Regions from separate parts of the Homo sapiens genome. Here region 2 is linked to region 1. A link is an interaction called in ENCODE POLR2A ChIA-PET data of the cell type or tissue named here. Cell type or tissue: PC-3. All regions are shown on one strand. Each heading gives the region's core, and the rest is flanking DNA. Links, peaks and the distances in the headings are about the cores only. Region 1 overlaps GATAD2B (GATA zinc finger domain containing 2B). Region 2 holds the start of LOC124904425 (a long non-coding RNA gene).

Region 1 (8,000 bases), core at 1-8,000:
GATTGTAAATGTCCAGTAAATGTTAGTTATGTTTTACTTTTCATTTTTTAAAATTTTATAGCGATGGGGTCTTGCTGTGTTGCCCAGGCTAGTCTCAAACTCCTAGGCTCAAGCAGTCCTCCCACCTTAGCCTCCCAAAGTGGTGAGATTACAGGCATGAGCCATGGTACCCAGCCTGTTAGTCATTCTTGTAAAAAAGATAATGGTAAACCTGGCACATAGATGTGTGCGTGCGTGAGTGTGTGTTTGTGTTAAAATGTACATAACATAAAATTTACCATCTTAGGCTGGGCGTGATGGCTCACGCCTGTAGTCCCAGCACTTTGGGAGGCCAAGGCAGGCAGATCATGAGGTCAGGAGTTCAAGATCAGTCTTAGCAACATGGTGAAACCCAGTCTCTACTAAAAATACAAAAATTAGCTGAACGTGGTGGCGCATGCCTGTAATCCCAGCTACTCAGGAGGCTGAGGCAGAAGAATCGCTTGAACCCAGGAGGCGGAGGTTGCAATGAGCCGAGATCATGCCACTGCACTCCAGCCTGGGTGACAGAGCAAAACTCCATCTCAAACAACACAAAAAAAATTAGCTGGGTGTGGTGGCAGGCATTTGTAGTCCCAGCTACTCAGGAGGCTGAGACAGGAGAATTGCTTGTACCTGGGAGGCAGAGGTTGCAGTGAGCCGAGCTCACGCCACTGCATCCCAACCTGGGTGACAGAGCGAGACTCCATCTCAAAAAAAAAAAAAAAAAAATTTACCCTTTTAAAGTATACAGTTTAGTGGCATTAAATACATTGATGTTGTGTAACCAACACCAGCATTAATCTCCAGAACTTCTTCATCTTCCCAAACTGAAACTTTGTATATATTGAACTATAACTCCCATTCTCCCCTCTCCGCAGTTCCTGGCAGTCACCATTCTACTTTGTTTCTATAAATTTGACTACTTCAGGTACTTCATATAAATGGAATCATACCACATTTGTCCTTTTGTGTCTGGCTTATTACACTGAAAATATCTTCATGATTTATCCATGTTGTAGCATGTATCAGAATTTCATTTTTTAAGGCTGAATAATATTCCTTTGTATGTAAATATCTCATTTTGTTTATCCATTCATCGGTTGGTGGATATCTGGATTGTTTCCGCCTTCGGCTGTTGCAAACAAGGCTGCTGTGAACATGACTGGGCAGATATCTGCTTGAGTCCCTGCTTTCGATTGTTTTGCGTATAGGATATATATCCAGAATTGAAATTGTTAGATCATGATAATTCATGATAATTCGGTTTTTGAGTAATTGTTACAGTTTTCCACAGTAACTGTATCATTTACATTTCTGTCAGCAATGCACAAAGGTTCCAGTCCCTCCACGTCCCTGCCAACACTTGTTATTATTTTTTGTTTGTTTGTTTTTGAATAGGAATTCTAGTGGATGTGAGGTGCTGTCTCATTGTGGTTTTGATTTGTAATTCCCTAAGATTAGTGATGTTGATCATCTTTTCAGGTGCTTATTGGCTATTCGTATATTTCCTTTGGAGACATGTCTATTCAGATCCTTTGCTTAGTTTTTAATTGGGTTTTTGTTGTTGTTTTTGTTTCTAAGTTGTAGGAGTTCTTTGTATATTCTGGATTTTAATCCATTATCCACATATATGATTCTCATTCAGTGGGTTGCCCTTTCACTCTGTAGTGTCCTTTGATGCACAAAAAATTTAATTTTGATGAAGTCCAGTTTATCTGTTGTTTTTTTTTCCTTTTTTGCCTGTGCTTTTGGTGTCTAATAAATCATTGTCAAGTCCAACATCATGAAGCATCTAAGAGTGTTAGCTCTTCTGTTTAGTCTTTCATTTATTTTGTGTTTTTTCTCATTTTTTTAAATTTACTTTTTGTATTGTATCATTTTTGTATTGCTGTAAATGTGTTACAGCAACTTGTAAAAGAACAATATTTTGTGTTAATTTTTTGTTGTTAAGACAGAGTCTGGCTCTGTCGCCCAGGCTGGAGTGCAGTGGCACAATCTTGGTTCACTGCAACCTCTGCCTCCCAGATTCAAGTGATTCTCCTGCTTCAGCCTCCCGAGTGGCTGGAACTACAGGCACACGCCACCACACCTGGCTAATTTTTGTATTTTTTAGTAGAGATGGGGTTTCACCATATTGGCCAGGCTGGTCTCGAACTCCTGACCTCAAATCAAGTGAGATCAAGAGAGCCTCTGGCTCTCCAAGTGCTGAGACTACAGGTATGAGCCACCACGCCTGGCCCCACACTGTTTTGTGTGTGTGTGTGTGGGGTGCGGGGGAGGGGAGCTTTTTTTTTTTTTTTTGAGAGGGAACCTCCCTCTGTCACCAGGCTGGAGTGCAGTGGCGTGATCTCGGCCCAGTGCAACCTCCGACTCCCAGTTTCAAGCGATTCTCCTGTCTCAGCCTCCCTAGTAGCTGAGATTACAGATGTATGCCACCACACCCAGCTAATTTTTGTATTTTTAGTAGAGGTAGGGTTTCACCATGTTGGCCAGGCTGGTCTCGAACTCTTGACCTCAGGTGATCTGCCCACCTCGGCCTCCCAAAGTGCTGGGATTACAGGCGTGAGCCACTGCACCCGGCTTTTTTTTTTTTTGTTTGAGAGACTGGTTCTTGCTATGTTGCCCAGGCATGGTTTCAAACTCCTGGGCTCAAGCAGTTTTCCTGCTTCAGCCTCCCGAGTAGCTGGGATTACAGGCAGGTGCCACTATGCCGGGCTACCACACTGTTTTGATTACTGTAGTTACGTAGTAAGTTTTGGAATCAGGAAGAATGAGTCGTCTGACTTTGTTCTTTTTTTTTTTTTTTTTTTTTTCCAAAATTGTTTTGGCTGTTTGGGCTTCCTTGAGATGCCATATGAATTTTAGGATGGGTTTTTCTTTTCACATAGTTTTTTACTTTGGGCTAAAAATCTGAATGGGATTCTGCTCAGTTATAGATAGTTTTTATTTCACCTAGGCCCTTGAATCACTGTATTTTTCTTATTTTTTTTGAGACCGAGTCAGGCTCTGTCACCCAGGCTGGAGTGCGGTGGCGTGATCTCTGCTCACTGCAACCTCCACCTCCCGGGTCCAAGAGATTCTCCCTGTCTCAGCCTCCCAAGTAGCTGAGACTACAGGGCGCCTGCCACCACGCCCGGCTAATTGTTTGTATTTTTATTAGAGACGGAGTTTCACCATATTGGTCAGGCTGGGTATTTTTCTTTATGTATTGTGTTGCTCTTGGCCAGGTGCAGTGGCTCATGCCTGTAACCCCAGCACTTTGGGAAGCTGTGGCAGGCAGATCACCTGAGGTCAGGAGTTCGAGACCAGCCTGGCCAACATATAGTGAAACCCCGTCTCTACTAAAGAAGACAAAAATTAGGGCCAGGGCGGTGGCTCATGCATGTAATCCCAGCACTTCGGGAGGCCAAGGCAGGCAGATCACCTGAGGTCAGGAGTTCGAGACCAGCCTGACCAATATGATGAAACCCCGTCTCTACTAAAAATAGAAAAATTAGCCAGATGTGGTGGCAGGCGCCTGTAATCCCACCTGCTCGGGAGGCTGAGGCAGGAGAATTGCTTGAAGCAGGGAGGCGGAGATTGCAGTGAGCCGAGATGTGCCACTGCACTCCAGCCTGGGTGACAGAGCAAGAGACTCTGTCTGAGAAAAAAAAAAAAATTAGCTGGGCCTGGTGGCACACGCCTATAGTCCCAGCTTCTTGGGAAACTGAAACAGGAGAATTGCTTGAACCCATGAGGTGGAGGTTGCAGTGAGATGAGGTCATGCCACTCTACTCCAGCCTGAGTGACAGAGCGAGACTCTGTCTCTCAAAGAAAAACAAAAAGAAAAATTATGTTGCTCCATACATCTTTGCTCTTATAAATGAATCATTTTGTTATGGTTGGAGCACTTTCTTCTTGTTTTAAAGTTTGTTTTCACATTTTAAAAAATTAAGATATAGAGTGAAAACTTTCTTGTCACTGTCTTTTAACTTCCTAGTTTTAAACCCCATCACTGTTTTTCCATTTCTATCATATTAGAGTTTCTTTATACATATACAAGCTAATATTTATTTATTTATTTATTTATTTATTTATTTATTTATTTGAGATGGAGTTTCAGTGTTTCACCCAGGCTGGAGTGTAGTGGCGTAATCTTGGCTCACTGAACCCTCTGTCTTCCAGTTTCAAATGATTTTCCTGCGTCAGCCTTCCAAGTAGCTGGGATTACAGATGCCTGCCACCACGCCCGGCTAATATTTGTATTTTTAGTAGAGACTGAGGTTTCTTCATGTTGGCCAGACTGGTCTCGAACTCCTGACCTCGTGATCCACCCGCCTTACCTTCCCGAAGTGCTGGGATTACAGGCGTGAGCCACCGGGCCTGGCATATCTATTTATTTTTAAGACAAGGTCTCATGCTGTTGCCAACGCTGGAGTGCAGTGGTGCAGTCACGGCTCACTGCAGCCTTCACTTCCCGAACTCAGGTGATTGTACCACTTTAACCTCTCAAGTAGCTGGGACCACATGTGCGTGCCACCATACCTAGCTAATTTTTTGTATTTTTTGTAGAGAGGGGATTTGCCATATTGCCCATGCTGATTTTCAACTCCTAGGCTCAAGCTGTCTGCCCGCCTCAGCCTCTCGAAGTGCTGGGATTACAGGTGTGAGCCCCACACTTGGCCAATGTTAGAACTTTATTGGGAAAGAATATTTAGGCATATGGTAAAGAGTATTTAGGTATATTGTAATATGTCCTGTTAACAGAAATTCTGTACTTTTCCTGTTGCTTACAATTCTGCTATTTAATGATTTTCATCGCTATTATTTTGTTAACATTGAACAATTTGAGTACTACTAGTACTCAAAAGTACTTTAAAGTATTTAAACTTAGTTTAGGAATGCTGATTGCCTAGTTCATGAAGTCTTATTTTATAATTTCATCTGTAATCCTGAATCTCAAACTATGGCAGAAAATCCAGGGCTCTGAGCAATGATATGAGTTTATTTTTCCAATTTCTGGAGTGAAGATTCCAGATGCTTTTCTCTGTCTTAGGCCTATTGTCTCGAAAAATGATAGTTAATTGTTCTGATAGAGAGAAAACTTGGGTCTGGTCTCTTGTCCTGCTTGTCAGAGCTGCTTACTTTGTAACCACTTTTTTTTTTTTTTGAGATGGAGTCTCGCTCTGTCGCCCAGGCTGGAGTGCAGTGGAGCGATCTCGGTTCACTGCAAGCTCCGCCTCCTGGTTTCACTCCATTCTCCTGCCTCAGCCTCCCGAGTAGCTGGGACCACAGGCGCCCGCCACCACGCCCGGCTAATTTTTTTGTATTTTTAGTAGAGATCAGGTTTCACCGTGTTAGCCAGGATGGTCTCAATCTCCTGACCTTGTGATCCCTCTGCCTCGGCCTCCCCAAGTCCTGGGATTATAGGCGTGAGCCACCGCGGCCGGCTGTAACCACTTAAATCTGCTGGTTGTGGGAAACTGCAAAGGCCTCCACATAACATTTCTTGTATGCCTACTATGTAAAGTAGTATGTAAAAGATATAAACATAGGTACGTTAGAGGATATAAAGATAAATTACAAGAAGATGCAGTCAGTAGACTAAAGACTACATGTATTAAAAGACTGCAGCTGGGCTTGGTGGCTCACACATGTAATCCTAACACTTTGGGAGGCTGAGGTGGGAGGACTGCTTGAGCCCAGGAGTTCGAGACCAGAGTGGGCAACAAAGTGAGACCCCATTTACAAAAAATATAAGAAAACTTAGCAGGGTATGGTGGTATGTGCCTGTGGTCCCAGCTACACAGGAGGCTGAGGTAAGAGAATCCCTTGAGCCCGGGAGGTTGAGGCTGCATTGAGGCATGTTTGAGCCACTTCACTCGAGCCTGGGTGACAAGAGTGAGACCCTGTCTCAAAAAAAGGAATACAATAATTATAATACTAGGTATAATATGTTTGTAAATTAAGTAACTTGCATATTAGGAACAAGTACCCCTTAAGTAGGAATTATACCCTCATTCAGCACTTTTTACACCTTGGCTGTAAGTATGATAGGCTTACCAAATCCTGAAAATTCTTTTTTTTTTCTTTTTTTCTTTTTTTTGAGATGGAGTTTCGCTCTTGTTGCCCAGGCTGGAGCGCAGTGGCGCAATCTTGGCTCACCGCAACCTCCGCCTCCTGGGTTCAAGTGATTCTCCTGCCTCAGCCTTGCTGAGTAGCTGAGATTGCAGGCATGTGCCACCATGCCCAGCTAATTTTGTATGTTTAGTAGAGATGGGGTTTCTCCATGTTGGTCAGGCTGGTCTCGAACTCCTGACCTCAGGTGATCCGCCTGCCTCAGCCTCCCAAAGTGCTGGGATTACAGGTGTGAACCACTGTGCGCGGCCTTTTTTTTTTTTTTTTTTTTGAGACGGAGTCTGATTGGCCCCTGCTCTCCTCCTGATTATCCCTGTTGCCCCAAGGCCATTTTAGACAGGACCGGGCACGTTCAGGGTGGTATGGCTGTAGACACCAGGGCCATTTTATTTAATTTATTTATTTATTTATTTATTTATTTATTTTTAGCAAGAGTTTTGCTCTGTCTCCCAGGCTGGAGTGCAGTGGCACGATCGTGGCTCACTGCAGCCTCCACCTCCTGGGTTCAAGTGATTCTCCTGCCTCAGTCTCTCAAATAGCTGGGATTACAGGTACACGCCACCATGCCTGGCTAATTTTTGTATTTTTAGTAGAGATGGGTTTCACCATGTTAGCCAGGCTGGTCTCAAATTCCTGACCTCAGATGATCCACCTGCCTCGGCCTCTCAAAGTGCTGGGATTACAGGTGTGAGCCATCGGGCGCAGTTGGACATTTTAACCAAAGAAAAATCAATCAGCTAGTTAACTTTCATGGAAGTATCAAAATGGTGTTGTCCAGTGAAGTCTCATCTTGAATAAATTTAACTCTAATGCACTTCCCCTCTACGCATCACTCTCGTTATTAAAGTTCCTGATTCTCATTTTGCCTTGGAGATGTGATAGTTTTATTTATTTATTTAGAGACAGAGCCTTGCTTTGTCACCCAGGCTGAAGTGCAGTGGCATGATCTTGGCTCACTGCAACCTCTCCACCTGGGTTCCAACGATTCTTGTGCCTCAGCCTTAACATACAAACATATAAATTTTTTTTTTTTTTTGAGGTAGAATTTTGCTCTGTTGCCCAGGCTGGAGTTCAGTGGCACTATGGCGGCTTACTGCAACCTCTGCCTTCCGGGTTCAAGGGATTCTTCTGCCTCAGCCTCCTGAGTAGCTTGGATTACAGGCACAGGCCACCACACCTGGCTAATTTTTGTATTTTTAGTAGAGATGGGGTTTTGCCAGGTTGGCCAGGCTGGTCTCGAACTCGTGACCTCAAGTGATCCACCCACCTTGGCCTCCCAAAGTTCTGGGATTACAGGTGTAAACCACCACGCCTGGCCAGTTTTTATGATTTTTAAATGATTGAAAAAAAATCAAGAGATTATTTTGTGACATGTGAAAATTACATGAAATTCAGATTTCAGTGTTTATAAGTAAAGTTTTATTGGAAATAACTATGCTCATTTTTTTTCATATTGTCTTTGGTTGTTTTCATGCTGCTACAATGTCAGAGTTACTAGTCACAACAAAGATGTTAAGGCCTCCAAAACCTAAAATATTTACTATCTGGCTAAAGAAAAGGCTTGCTGGGCCTGGCTTGATGGCACACGCCTGTAGTTGCAACTACTTGGGAGAGGCTAAGGTGGAAGGGTTGATTGAACCCAAGAGGTTGAGGCTGCAGTGAGCTGTGATCTCACCACTGTACTCTAGCCTGGGTGACAGAGCAAGACCCTGTCTCAAAAAAATAAAGAAAAAGAAAATAAGCTTGCCAGTCTGTGATGTAGGTGAATTCTGGTCCCAGATTAATGGTCATATTACTGGATACTCAAGCTATTCTTTTCTTTTCTTTTTTTTTTGAGACGGAGTCTCTATTGCCCAGGCTGG
Region 2 (12,012 bases), core at 1-8,000, 99 kb after region 1:
TTTCTAAAGTTGTTTTATGCTATAATTATTACCATTTTTAATGATGTTGTGTGTCCTCCCTTTGTTCAGTGGACGGTTAAACCTTCCCCCACTCAACCAATCTTTTTCTTTTTCCTTTTCTTCCTTTTTTTTTTTTTTTTTTGTAAACACAAATGACATTCAGTTCAATGATACGAGCATTGCAGATTGCAGTAGGGGTCCCAGCTGCCAAGTAGGACATGACTAGGAGTGTTAGGGGCAGAAGTTTTGAATGCACTTAACCGGAGGAGGGCGCAGGGTGGGGGGTATCAAAGAAGGACGAATAGCACCCTACCTGTGGGTGTTTGGGGGCTGGACAATTTGGGTGGCAGTGTTTGGTACTGAAGTTGGGCTCTAAGAATGAGGGGAAAGAGCCTGGGGAGGAGCTTAAAACTCAACCACTCTGGAATTTACCCATAGAAGACGGGAAGAAAGAGGTATGAAGATGGGCTCAATTATGAGCCAGGGAGGATTGAAACTAGGTCCTGCCTTTCTGTATCTTGGGGAAATAAGACCGATCTCCTGACCCCATTGGGAACACGGAAGTCTATTCCAGGCCAACCAGCCCAAAATTATTTCATCTTGTATTCTTTGTAAAATTCTCCCTCACCCCACCCTGCTTTTAAAAATTCTAATCTATCCCCTCTAACCATAGCCCCATCTATAATACAGAGGAACGGCTGTTCCAAGGCTGTTTGCTGGGTGTCCCACAAGTTGGGTGGACATAAATGAGTCAAGTGACAACAGGAGGAAATAGACTTAGACGAAAGAAAGGATTTCTCTTCCAACAGTTGAGATTCGCATATTTGCCTATTCTTTCACCCTCTGAGTGCCAGGAGATGAGAGGCTGGGGGTACACAATCAGGTTGGAGTCCTGTCCTTACTCTGCTGCACCAGCTGCAGAACCAACTGCTCAAAGCCAAACAGCTCATGGCAAAACCAGCTTAGGACCTCTGCTGTACAAATAGTTGCTTCCCACTGCCCCCCGCCCGCCCCCAGAATGATATTAATTTTGCCTTTTTTTTTTTTTTTTTTTTAAGCGCTACTAATGTAGAGAATGAATTGAATTGTGCAATGTTGCTGTTCTGGGGACTGGGGAGATTAGCATCCCATTTGCCCACACTGTGGGAAGACGGAGTGGACCAGGCTGTTTTTGAAGTAAGGGAAGCCCCTTAAAGGTACGGGTTTCTGCTCTTCTCATAGTGTACACCCACCTGCCTCTCTGGCTCCAGAAGCTGCCAGAGTGCACTGGGGGGAATGTTCTCAGCAGAGAAGAATGAGGAGAAGTTTAATATTTTGCCCTTGAAAGTCACCTGAGGAAGTTTCCCCACTTTTATTTTTTAAAATTAAGTAATTTTTTAAAGAAGGCACTTTTAAAATTAACACACACATGAACTGCACACCTTCCCCATAAAATTTGGAGGTGGGGTGGGAGAAAGAGCTAAAATCAGGCTCAGTTCCCCTACTCTGGCCTCTACTCCCCACACCCCAGTGCCACTGTGGGTGACTATACTGGCCCTACGGGCCTTCCTGGCTTTTTTCTTTCCTCCCTTACCCCAAATTCATTGAGCACTTAAAGGAGCAGAGATGCAGCCAGTGTCTGGGCTCCCCCAGTGGTGAAATGATCTGGAAGCTAGATGCTAGTAACAGGTAGTGATTGGGTTTTTTGAGTATTTTTCCGGGGAATGTGGTACCCCTGACTGTAAGTGGTGGGAGAGGGAGGGGGGTTAATGGAACTGGGTCTGGGATTATTTTAAAATTATATATATATATATAAAGATATATTCTTACATCTTTTCTTTGCCCTCTGTGCTTTGAAAGCACTGGATAAATTGTTTGGTTTTGCTTTTCTCTCTTCCACAAAATTGGAAGCTTTTTTTAAAAATGTTTTCCCCACAAGTCATCTTGCCTTGTGGCATGTCTGTCTAGCCTCTTCCTCCCTCCCTCATGATGAAGTGCCATTTCTGTTACGTCTCCCTCTCCCCAAGCTCAGAGGTGCTCAGAGGTACGAGATGCCCAAGTTTGTCAGTTGAGATTAAAAGTAAGGAACAGAGAATGTGCAATACCGTCTGGCTGGGGGCTGTCCCTGCCCTGCCCTGAGCTGAGTCCTTTCCCTGGGAGCCAGGCCACCTTAGAATGGGGTTTGGAAGTAAGATGTATAGAGTTGGGGAATCATGGAGAAGGAAAGCCTATAGTCGAGTGCCTGCTTAGGTGCTGAGGTCACAGGGGAGATGGTGGAATCTTCCCTGTTTTTATCCCCTCAGGGTCAGTTACATAGAAGCTGCTTCTTGACTAGTATAGCTCGGTGACCCTTTGTTCAACCGCTGAGGTTTGATTTCTTACCCTTTCTTCTCCCCATTTTCATACTCTTCCCAGGGATTAGTGATGGAGGTGAGGTCTCCCTAATCATGGTAAAGTGTTAACCTTCCACCTCCTCCCTTCCCTCCTCCTTCCTCATCCTTCTGTCTTCCTCAATTCTCCGTCTCTTTTTTTTCATCACTGATTGCCTTGTGTCCCTCCAAGTCTACTTGTTACTATCCATCTCCAGGCTCTGGGCCGTGTAGACACTAAACCTCATGCCCTAAGGACAGGAGGAAAGACCCTCTGTTTGGAGCATTATTAGTAGAGTGAGGATCCCACCAGTTCTGCCTGGCTTCCTCCATCCCCAGAGGCACTAAAAGCAGTATTTTAAGGTTGGTGTCTTACTCCCTGGAAGCCTGAAATGGGTGGAATAGCGGTAAGGCTTGAGTAAAACTAGGGGACAGAGGTTCTTATTTGTCGATTTTATTTTATAATTTGACCACAGCATCTGAACTCCCTCTCTCCCTGGAATAAGTATTTTTCCCACATTTTTGGATATATGTATGGTAGACAATTTTTTTTTAAGACACAGAGATAAATGTTTTCCTGCTTTGGTTACCTTTCCTTTCCCCTTTAAAAGGAATTAGCTATAGAACTGCTTTGTAAAGATGCTTCTTGATATTTTACTTTTGTTCCTTTTCCCTAATCATTCCCTTTTCTCCCCACTCCTCCAGAAGGCATAACCCTTCTCTCCACACCCCCTACCCCCACCCCCGTCCTAGGCTCCCATCCTTTCCATCAAGACCTTCATTAGCTTATGATATTTGCTGCCGAGATGTTATAACAAGGACTCGTTCATGTATATAAGCTATTTCTTGATCCATTTAAAAGGAATTGTACATTGTGTAGAAAAAAAAAAAAACCTGAAAAAGAGAAAAAAAAGCCCTAGCCATGGATATTGTGAAACTGTGTTATGTCATTTTGTAATGTGCCCGTTTGTGTATGATCCGTGCAAAAGGGTTTCTGGGGAAGGGGAGGGGGTAGGGAGGCAGGGCTGTGGAGGGTGGGTAGGGGAGTGGGCCGGGCCCAGCACACTGAGACTGGCAGCTGCTCCAACCCCATCCCTCCTTAGAGATGCCACCTCCCCCACCACCCACCCCTAATTTGTGCCTTGCCTCCCCACCCTGGAGTAGTCCCTCCGGGTCACCAGCACTGCCTTGGCAGAGCCCACTCCCTACCCTAACCTGCCCACCCTCCCTATCCCCCAGCATTAGGTTGATACTGTGGGGAAGTGCTGGGGGCTGGGAGGTAGCCGAGGAATGGGGCAGTTCCCGGGGGCATCGAAACCAAGTATTATTATGAATTGTAATTGTATTTGCACTGTTTTTTTCCTCTGATTGCATCAGCATATATACAATATACCTATATAACAAAATTCAGTGTCAAGCTTTCTTATGCAAGGGATTTCCCCCACCCCACCTCCTCAAAAAAGAAAGAACCTAGTCTTATGGGCCTTTGAGGGTGGATTGTCAGGGGATGATAGAAAGGATTTTAATAAGTCATCCTGAGGAAATTTCACCTAGTGAGAGCCACATCCATCTGCACAGCCTTAGGCTGCGTGAACCGAGGTGAGGCTGAGCTCCTGTGAAAGCCAAGACCTCCTGGTCCAGGACTTTGTAGAGTAAAAAGAACCACCAACACAAAAGGGGTTGAGGGGGCTACAATCTGGAGACCTGGGGTCTCCTACTAACTTGCTATATGATCTTTGGTAGAGTTAATTTTCTGAGTATCAATTTTCTTATCTGTGAAGTGAAGAGGGGGATCATCTGGCCACCAAGTTTAAAATTCTATACTTCTCACCTGCCAAAACCAAAAAACAACTTGAGGTGAGGAAAGTGTTGGGCCCAGAAACCAGGGAGGAACTGAAAGTGACTCGCGTTGAAGTGGTTATGTGTATGACAATGCTCTTGGAGAACTGCCAGTCCTCTATGGTTACCCTTGATTTGGGAGAGGCAGCAGAGTCATGTCCAGGGCATCAGACCAGTGACATCTTTGCCTTTATGCCTCTAGTCATCTGAGGGCGGGGACTAGGCCTCAAGCCCCATCTCACAGCCAACCACAGAGCCCTTAAGGGTGGTTGACAATTGAATGCCCCAGGTTGGTGCTTTAGTTATTTACTCCCTTTGTGAGCTACAGGATGTGTAACTTTTCCCCCATCTTGGTGATAAAATAGGAGAGCGCAGACACAGCCCACATTTTGTCTCCTTTCCTCAGATTTCATCTGAACCCCGCTAAAGGCAGCTGTTTCACAGTCTGTCTCCTTCAGGGGCCCAATTTCCCCACAGCCTGGGCTGAGTACTCCTACTCTCTTCTTTAGGTTCTGGGCTGATAAAGCCTGGAGAGGGTACAGGGTGATGGGTGAAGCCCTGGTGAAGGTGAAAGGATAGATTGGGGTTGGGGGGTGGGGAGCAGGGAGGTGGGATGGGGAATGGCCTTCCCTGAATAGGGTGGGTGGGAGGGGAACAAGACCCTTTTGCACAACTCTCTTTAAGTTTCCTTTATTTCTTTTTTAACTCATTCTGATTTTCTGCATTGTGTTTGGGAAATAAAATGAAAAAACTAAGACCAATAGAAACTGGTTTTCAAAAAGGCAAATACACTCCCATCTGTTTCAGATGCTGCTGAGCATTTCAGCAGTGACAGATTCAAATAATAAGCTAATTTTTGGAGAAAGGATTAAAAGAAAAAAAAACTTTGTAATATTTATCACTTGCAAGCTATGTTTAATAAAGAAAGGAATGGTTTCTAAAACTTTCCTGTGGCTTGTGCTTTAGTTATGGGGCTGGGGGTGGCAGTTTGGCGGGAGAATTTTCAGGGTAATTGGGAGATGAGCTATGGCTGTCTTCCCTAGTCAGTCCAGCCACGGACTGAGTACCTTTGGTTTGTATCCTTCTCTTTGATTGTGATGATTGTTTAAAGCCCTGACCTACTTCTGTGTTCTTGTTCCCCTCCAGCTCTAGCTGGAGCCAGTATTCTGGAAGCCACCAACCCCACTTTAGTTATCTGATGACTTTAGGTCTAATGGTATCATGGGGAGGGGGCTGGGTCTCCATTCTCTCCTAGGGAAAGGTGTCCCCTAGCAGTGCTTGGCCCTTCCCACCACACTGCTCTGGTCTCTAGTGACAGAATCCTTTAGCCAGGCACAGTGCTGCATGCCTATAGCTACTCAGGAGGCTAAGGTGGGAGGATCACTTGAGCCAGGAGATCAGCCTGGGCAATGTAGTGAGACCCCATCTCTATAAAAGAAAATAAATAATCTTTTGTAACATGCTTGTTCCTCTAGACGGTTGCCTTATTTACCAGCAGGGGTTCACATTGCTGTTTTCTAGTAAACTACCGAATATAGTTCTTTAACAATCTGAATGCAGCATCCCCTGAAAGATCTGGAACTACACTTTCTCACCATCTCATCACTCCCCTCCCCCAAGTTTTCCTTTCAGCCCAAAGCATTAACCAGATCCTAATTTATTTTTTCCGTTTTGGTTATTTATTTCCAACAAAGCAGTTAGACCAGGCCCAACCAGAGAAGAGGATGTCATTTCCTCAAGGACTTGATGTTTGGGGCTATTCTTAGCCCTCTTGCTCCTCAGCCACGTTTTTTAGTTACAGCTGCTGCTGTGCCTTGTGCAGAGGGCACTATTGTGGAGGGCCAGAGCCCAGCCTTTCTGGAGTCTTGTCATTGGTACTAGCATTACTCTATAAGAGCACAGGAGACAGTTTTGGGGTCCTCTAAGCCATGGGCTTTCCTTCCCCCAAGACCCTTCCCTTTTTGGCACAATACTGGGCAGCCTTGGAGAGAGAGTGATTGAGGAAGTGGCTGGGGCTTTGGCTTTAGAGCATGGCAGAGCTGGATAAGGAGGGACTGTGGTGCTCTGGATGCCAATAGGCTGGTAGAGGGAGAAGTGGGAAAGAGGTGCTCTTCAGACCCCAAGAGTTGAGGGAGGGGAGATGGGGAGTGCTCCCCAGCCTCTGTGCTCATTCTACAGGCGATTCAAGACTGCCAAAACCCTGACTCAAACTAATCTCTTTCAAAAATAAAAATCAAATGGGTAAGGAGGACCCCCTGCGGAGGAGCCAGTGCTTTGGATCTGGGAAGGGGGAAATGGGTATTTGGTTGCTCAGAGAAGCTCATATGAGCTCAGATATTTAAGAGTCATGTTGTAGGGAGAAGGGGGGCAAGAAACTCTGCACCCCCTTTGCCCACCTGCTCACTCGGACCACAAGGAATGCAGGTCGCCTGTCCCTGGGCAGAGCTCAGCTTGGGCACGAGGAGACAGAGACAGATTTTAGACTGGAGGGCTTCAGGTTGTGAGATGGAGGTGATGACAGAGCCTCTTCCCCTGCCGCCATTTTGTGGGGAACCCTTAAAGCTAGGTGTCTTTGGGCAGGTTCATATTTGGATCAAGAAGAGGTGAATATACTGGATGGGGTTATGAGGCAGGAGTAACTGGGTTGGGGGTAACTCCCAGCTGGGCTTGGTTTAGTTTGAGGTTATTTGGTGTGTTGGGGGAAGGGATGCAGATTCTCCCATTTCTTGAGGTCTGGGAGGAACAGAGAAACCACACCCTCTTCTCTCCCACTATGGCCAGTCCTGCCCCTCCCCGGAGAGGAGCTGAGGGACTTTTGGTTCTTTCCTGACTCTGGGGTGACAGGGACAGGTGAGGTAGATTCTTTGGTGTATCTGGAGTTAGTGGCATCTCGGAGGGAGCCAACTTGGAGGGCCCTAGGCCAAGGCCAGCTGTTCCACAGTCACCTGAGGGTGAAGGAGGTCAGGCCTCTGGACCAAGGCCTCAAACACTCCAGTTTCCCCCACTCATTCCCCATCACTGAATCCGCCTCACCTGGGTGGTGAGTTCAGTCTTCTCCCCCAGCTTCCCTCCACTCTGAGTCTGGCCTTGATGGCCCCCAGTTCTGTCCGAGGCAGTCCGAGGCACTGCCCAGCATTCCTGGGACTCCTGTTTGCAGAGGAGGCTGCCCGGGTAGGAAGGGTCAGCAGTGTGGTCTGTCTGGTGCCTCCCTCTGCCTCGCATGGCTCCCAACCCCTCCTCCTGCTCCATGCTCCCCAGAGATGGAGAGGGTGGACCCCTCTTCATGCTGCTGGATGGCAGGGAACTGGCTCTAGCTCATTTCTGCTGCCCTTGTTCTTTGCTTTGGGAGCCCCAGTTCTCTCTTCCCGGCTCATGGCAGGCCTTCTCCTGCCCCTGGTACCACACAGCTCTGAAAAGAATTGGCTTCCTCTCTCTGCCTGAGTCTCCTCATTGGTAAAATTGATTGGTTGTAGATTGGGGCTTTTTTGCTCTCTTTGGCCCTGTGCCACAGTGATGCAGACTGTCTCCCTGGCAGATTTCCCACATTAGCCCTTACCTGGCCCTTAGCTATGTCTCCAGCCCAGGAAGAGGCAGAGGAGGCAAATGATGAGGGCAGCCAGGCCCACGTGGATGCCCACCACAACCCCAGGCAGTGGGCTGCTCTCACCCTGGCTGCAAGAGCACCCAGTCTTGGACTCTGTGGACACTGTGCCATCTGTCAGAGAGAGGACCAGGGTTGGAGGTGAAGCCCAGCCCTCTTCCTGAAGACTGGCAGCCATGGGTCCTATCAGAGGGGCCTGCTCTGACCCCAGCCCTACTACCCTCCTACCAGACCCCACTTACCAGGAGTGGCCAGGGGCACATCACACAATGAGACACAGCGGGCACTGCTATTTCCATCCCCATTGCCATTGAACGCCTGCAGCTTGATGTCATAGAGAGCAGCCGGTTCTGCCGGGAGCAGGGGAATGTGAAGGGGACGGGCATTTCTGGGCCAGGAAGCTCAGTACCTGGGGCAAGATCACACTGAGAAAGGCAGGCCTTGAGTGGCACAGGAAGGTTCAGAGCCTCACCCAGGTCTGTGTAGAGGAAGGAGCTGACACTGCTGGCCAGGAGCAGAGGCCCCTGAAAATGGGCAGCAGGCAGCTTGCGGTGAAAGTTTGAAGCCTTGGATGGGCCCCAGCTGGGGTGGCAGCTCCCAGGAGGCCTGCACAGAGGTGGCATTCAGCACTTTGGTGGAGAAGCCCAGGGCAGCAGGGGCTGCAGAGGAAAACAAGCAAACTAGTTGGCAGTCCCTGCCCACCTGAGGCCAGGGACTTCCCAGGGCTGGAGAGGCTGTCACTCACTGCTGCCCATGGTGGAGGCAAAGATGGGAGCAGAGTCCTGACTGGCACCCTCTGCTGAGTAGGCCCGCAAATGGATGGTGTAGGCTGTGGCAGGCTCCAGGTTGGAGAAGACGTGCTCAGAAGTGCCTTTGCTTATGGCCTCTTGGAGCTCCGGGCCAGATGGCTCTGAGGAGCAAAGCAGCATCTTCTCACTAGCCACGTCCCCACACCTTCACAAACTGGGGACGAAGCCCCTCTTGGTGCCTGGCTGGGCCAGCCAAGCCTCCAAGGAGAGCAGGGAAGGGAGCTACAGAAGTTGGAGCTAAGCTGAGAAAGGATGAGGATGAGGATGAGGAAAGGGCCTAGAGTCAAGCTGAAAAGCAGTAAGGAAGCACCAAAAGACCATGTACAGAGGCAGCCAGCCCAGAGAACCACAGGCCCAGAGGCCTGGGAAGAATCCAGAAGGGTCTGGGGTCATGGAGGAGACTGGGGCTCAGAGAGTGAGAGGGACTCACCCAGGACATCAGCAGTCAGGAGCAGAGATGGGCTGGTGCCAGGGACTCCTGGCCCCTGGCCCTGCTCTGAGGTCAAAGCCCTCTCCACCCACCCACACCCACCTCCCACAGGCCGGAGGTGCAGCACGTAGCCAATGATGTCCCTGCTGGAGGGGGGGGTGGCTCCCAGGACACTCGAATGGCAGAAGTAGAGAGAGCCATGGCATGCAGGCCCCTGGGGACGGGGTGGCTCTGGGCCCCCTGTCACAACCAGGCGGGCACTGGCCTGGTTGGAGCCCGTGCTGTTCTCTGCCACGCATTGATAGATGGCCTCATCCTCAACTGAAACCCCTGCCAGCATCAGCGTACTAGAGAAAGACAAACTCAGCTACTGGGAGCCCTTTCCCACCAAGACTTAGTGGAGTGGCCCTAGAGGAGGAGGCTGTGTGGGGACATTACCTGTAATGGAGCAGTCAGGGCAGAGCCTCCTGGGGGAGGGGGGAATTGCTGGAAGTAGAAGGTAACTTGCTGGGGGTTTGTGGATGGGTGTGGATTTTTGAGATTTAGGTAGTGAGTGTTGCATGTAGGTGGGGGTGGACGCCCAGGGTGGGTAGGGGGACCTACCATTGCCAGTGGGCAGTGGGGAGTGGTGAGACACGAGTACCTATTGTTGTGAGTCAGCCTGATGTTATTCCCAGGACTCAACACCTTCCCATTCTTCAGCCAGACCAGACGGGACTCAGGGACGCCCTGGGCCACGCAGGTGAAGATGGCACTGCTGCCCGGAGGCTTGGACAAGGACTGTGGCCACTGGACAAACTCGGGGAGCTGGGCAGGCAATAGCATGGAGGAAGGTGCCGTGAGACCCAGCCTCTTGCCTCCTGCCCTGGACCCTCTCCAGATCCAGGCTCCTGTCAGGGAGCTGGGGTGCTCCAGCACTCTCCCCACCCAGTTGGGCCCTTGGGGCTCACCCTGCACGAGCAGGACGCCCTGCGCTGTGCGCCGGACATGGGTGCCTGGCCGATTGGCGGCGCAGACATAGACACCTGAGTGCTGGACTGAGACGTCGGAGATCATGAGATTCCCTGTGTCCAGAATGTCCAGAACTTGGATGCCCTCTACGCCGATGGAGCGGCCATCTGCAAGAAGGCGTTGGGGGGTCAGGCTGGGATAGGACGAGGGAACAGGGCTCTGAGAGACAGCAAGGGGGTGGGGGGCGGCTGCGCACCCAGGCGGCTCCAGGAGACAAGCGGCCAAGGGTGACTGGTGGCAATGCACTCCAGCACTGCCGTCTGGTGCACTGTGAGGGTCAGGTTCTGAGGCCCAGACAGGATCTCTGGCTCCTGCAGCAGCCTCAGGGGTCCCACTGTGTGGTGGAAACAAGCAAATTGGATCAGGAAAGGAGAACCTCCTTCCAATACTCAACTTCTACTCCAAGCACACTCTTCCAGCCCACAAATGTCACCAGACCTCAGAGGTGTGCTTTGCAGCTGCTATTCCATCCCCAATTTACAGATTTTAAAAATGACCTGCCCAAAGTCCCATGGAAGTAGCTATCAGGCTGAAGGTCTGGTAGACTGGGGGTGCGGAGAGAGAGGAGAGAGCATTCTCCTCCTACAAACCCTGTGGGTGGCCCCACCTTCCCTGGGCGCCTCACCCTGAGGGGCAGGTAGAGGCACCCACAAAGTTAGTAGGAGGCGCTCCCTCAGAAAGCATGACCAGCCTCCTAAGACCTCAGCCTGCTTAGCTGCTTAGGAAGGATGTGTTTTCCCAAAGTAACTCTTGTTTTGGGTCTAAATCACATCTTCATTTTATGCCATGCTCCCCCGTTTCATTAGTTTATTCAACAGGTCATCACTGGGGGCTCCCATGTGCCAGGCAGCACCCTCACACTGGGAGCACAGTTGTGAACAACATCGTGTGAAACAGAGCTCTGCCTTCCCATAGGCCATCATCCTCATTTTCTTTACCACCTTGTATCATGTGAGAACTTAACGTGTCTTTCCTTTCATAAATGCCCTTTATTAAGAATGTCTCAGATAAAATGTTTCTAAAATGAAAGTTTCTCAAGGGCTGGTCTAAAGTCTTACACATCTTTATCCCTCAAGGTGTAGGATTGTGTTTTGTTCATTCACTTATTCAGCAACTATAGATTGAAGGCCTACTTTGGGCCCAGCCCTTCTCCATTTGCCTCTTGCAAGCTGCAGTACAGGCTGTGGGCTGCCCTGGAATCTCCTGGCCTCATTCAAAGAGGCTGTGTCCTGCCTGGCCAGACAGTTCAGTGAGGGGAGGCTGGGCCACCCGGGCCGACCCCTTCCCCATGCCAGACATTGGCTGCGAGCCCCACAGATTGTCCCATTTTGCCCTCACCACAGCCTGTGTGCGGAGTACTGTTATTTCCCCCATTTACATGAGAAGATCAAGGATCAGAGAGGTTAAGTAACTTGCCCAATGACAGAGGCACTGGCAGAACTGGGGGACTTCCTGGATCTTGGTAGCACTGAACAGCTGACAAAGAGGATCCCCTCTTTAGCCGCTGTGAGCTCCTTGAAGTCTGGGAAATTCTGTCTCACCCTGGTGCACGCCCAGGGTAAGTGCCTGTCCAGGTGTGTGCAGTTGAGTGCATTAGGGGTGAATGGCTTGGGGCCTTGGTCCCCAGCTCCTGCCCCTGGGGAAGACTACTCTTGACACCAGCTCCTTTAGGCAACCCTTGAGCCTTCGGTTTCTGATTGGTCCTCTGCCCCCAACAGGCGCCTGCTCCTCCTGCTAACCTCCTGTCGCTCTCTGGCCATTCGTCTCCCTGCTCCGCGGGCAGCAGAATCCTATGTCTGCTCGATAGCCTTGAGAGACATAGCCTCCTGCCCTGCCCTCCTGCCCCAGACTGTGGATAGGAACGGAACACCACAGGCCAGAGGGACCTCATTGGGCTCCTCTGCTCCTGCAGAGGAGCCGCTGACCCCCACCCTCGCTTTGAGTTTCTAAGTCAGTTACAGATCAGAAACACAA

Evidence for each region. ChIA-PET counts read pairs that join two places held together with the same protein. Peaks named below come from ENCODE experiments on the same cell type or tissue, not always from the same donor. Only the 100,000 strongest peaks of a DNase experiment are listed, where the experiment ranks them.
Region 2: POLR2A ChIA-PET joins it to region 1 with 12 read pairs; 9 of 35 experiments call an interaction of 5 or more read pairs at or near these places.

What each region holds. Positions count from the first base shown.
Region 1 is chr1:153,900,388-153,908,387 of GRCh38, reverse strand. The region is part of intron 1 of GATAD2B (GATA zinc finger domain containing 2B); the gene reads left to right. Among named protein-coding and RNA genes, the nearest start is that of GATAD2B, 19 kb to the left of the region's middle. RefSeq lists an enhancer at 3,214-3,715. In PC-3, for the core only: no CTCF peak of the experiment used is centred there; no DNase peak of the experiment used is centred there.
Region 2 is chr1:153,797,843-153,809,854 of GRCh38, reverse strand. GATAD2B (GATA zinc finger domain containing 2B) reads left to right here. Exons shown (of 11, transcript NM_020699.4): 11 at 1-5,130. LOC124904425 (a long non-coding RNA gene) reads right to left here and starts at 8,334. Exons shown (of 4, transcript XR_007066633.1): 1 at 8,261-8,334; 2 at 8,031-8,138; 3 at 7,221-7,902; 4 at 6,768-7,132. In PC-3, for the core only: no CTCF peak of the experiment used is centred there; a DNase peak (open chromatin) is centred at 4,314; H3K27ac peaks cover 784 bases.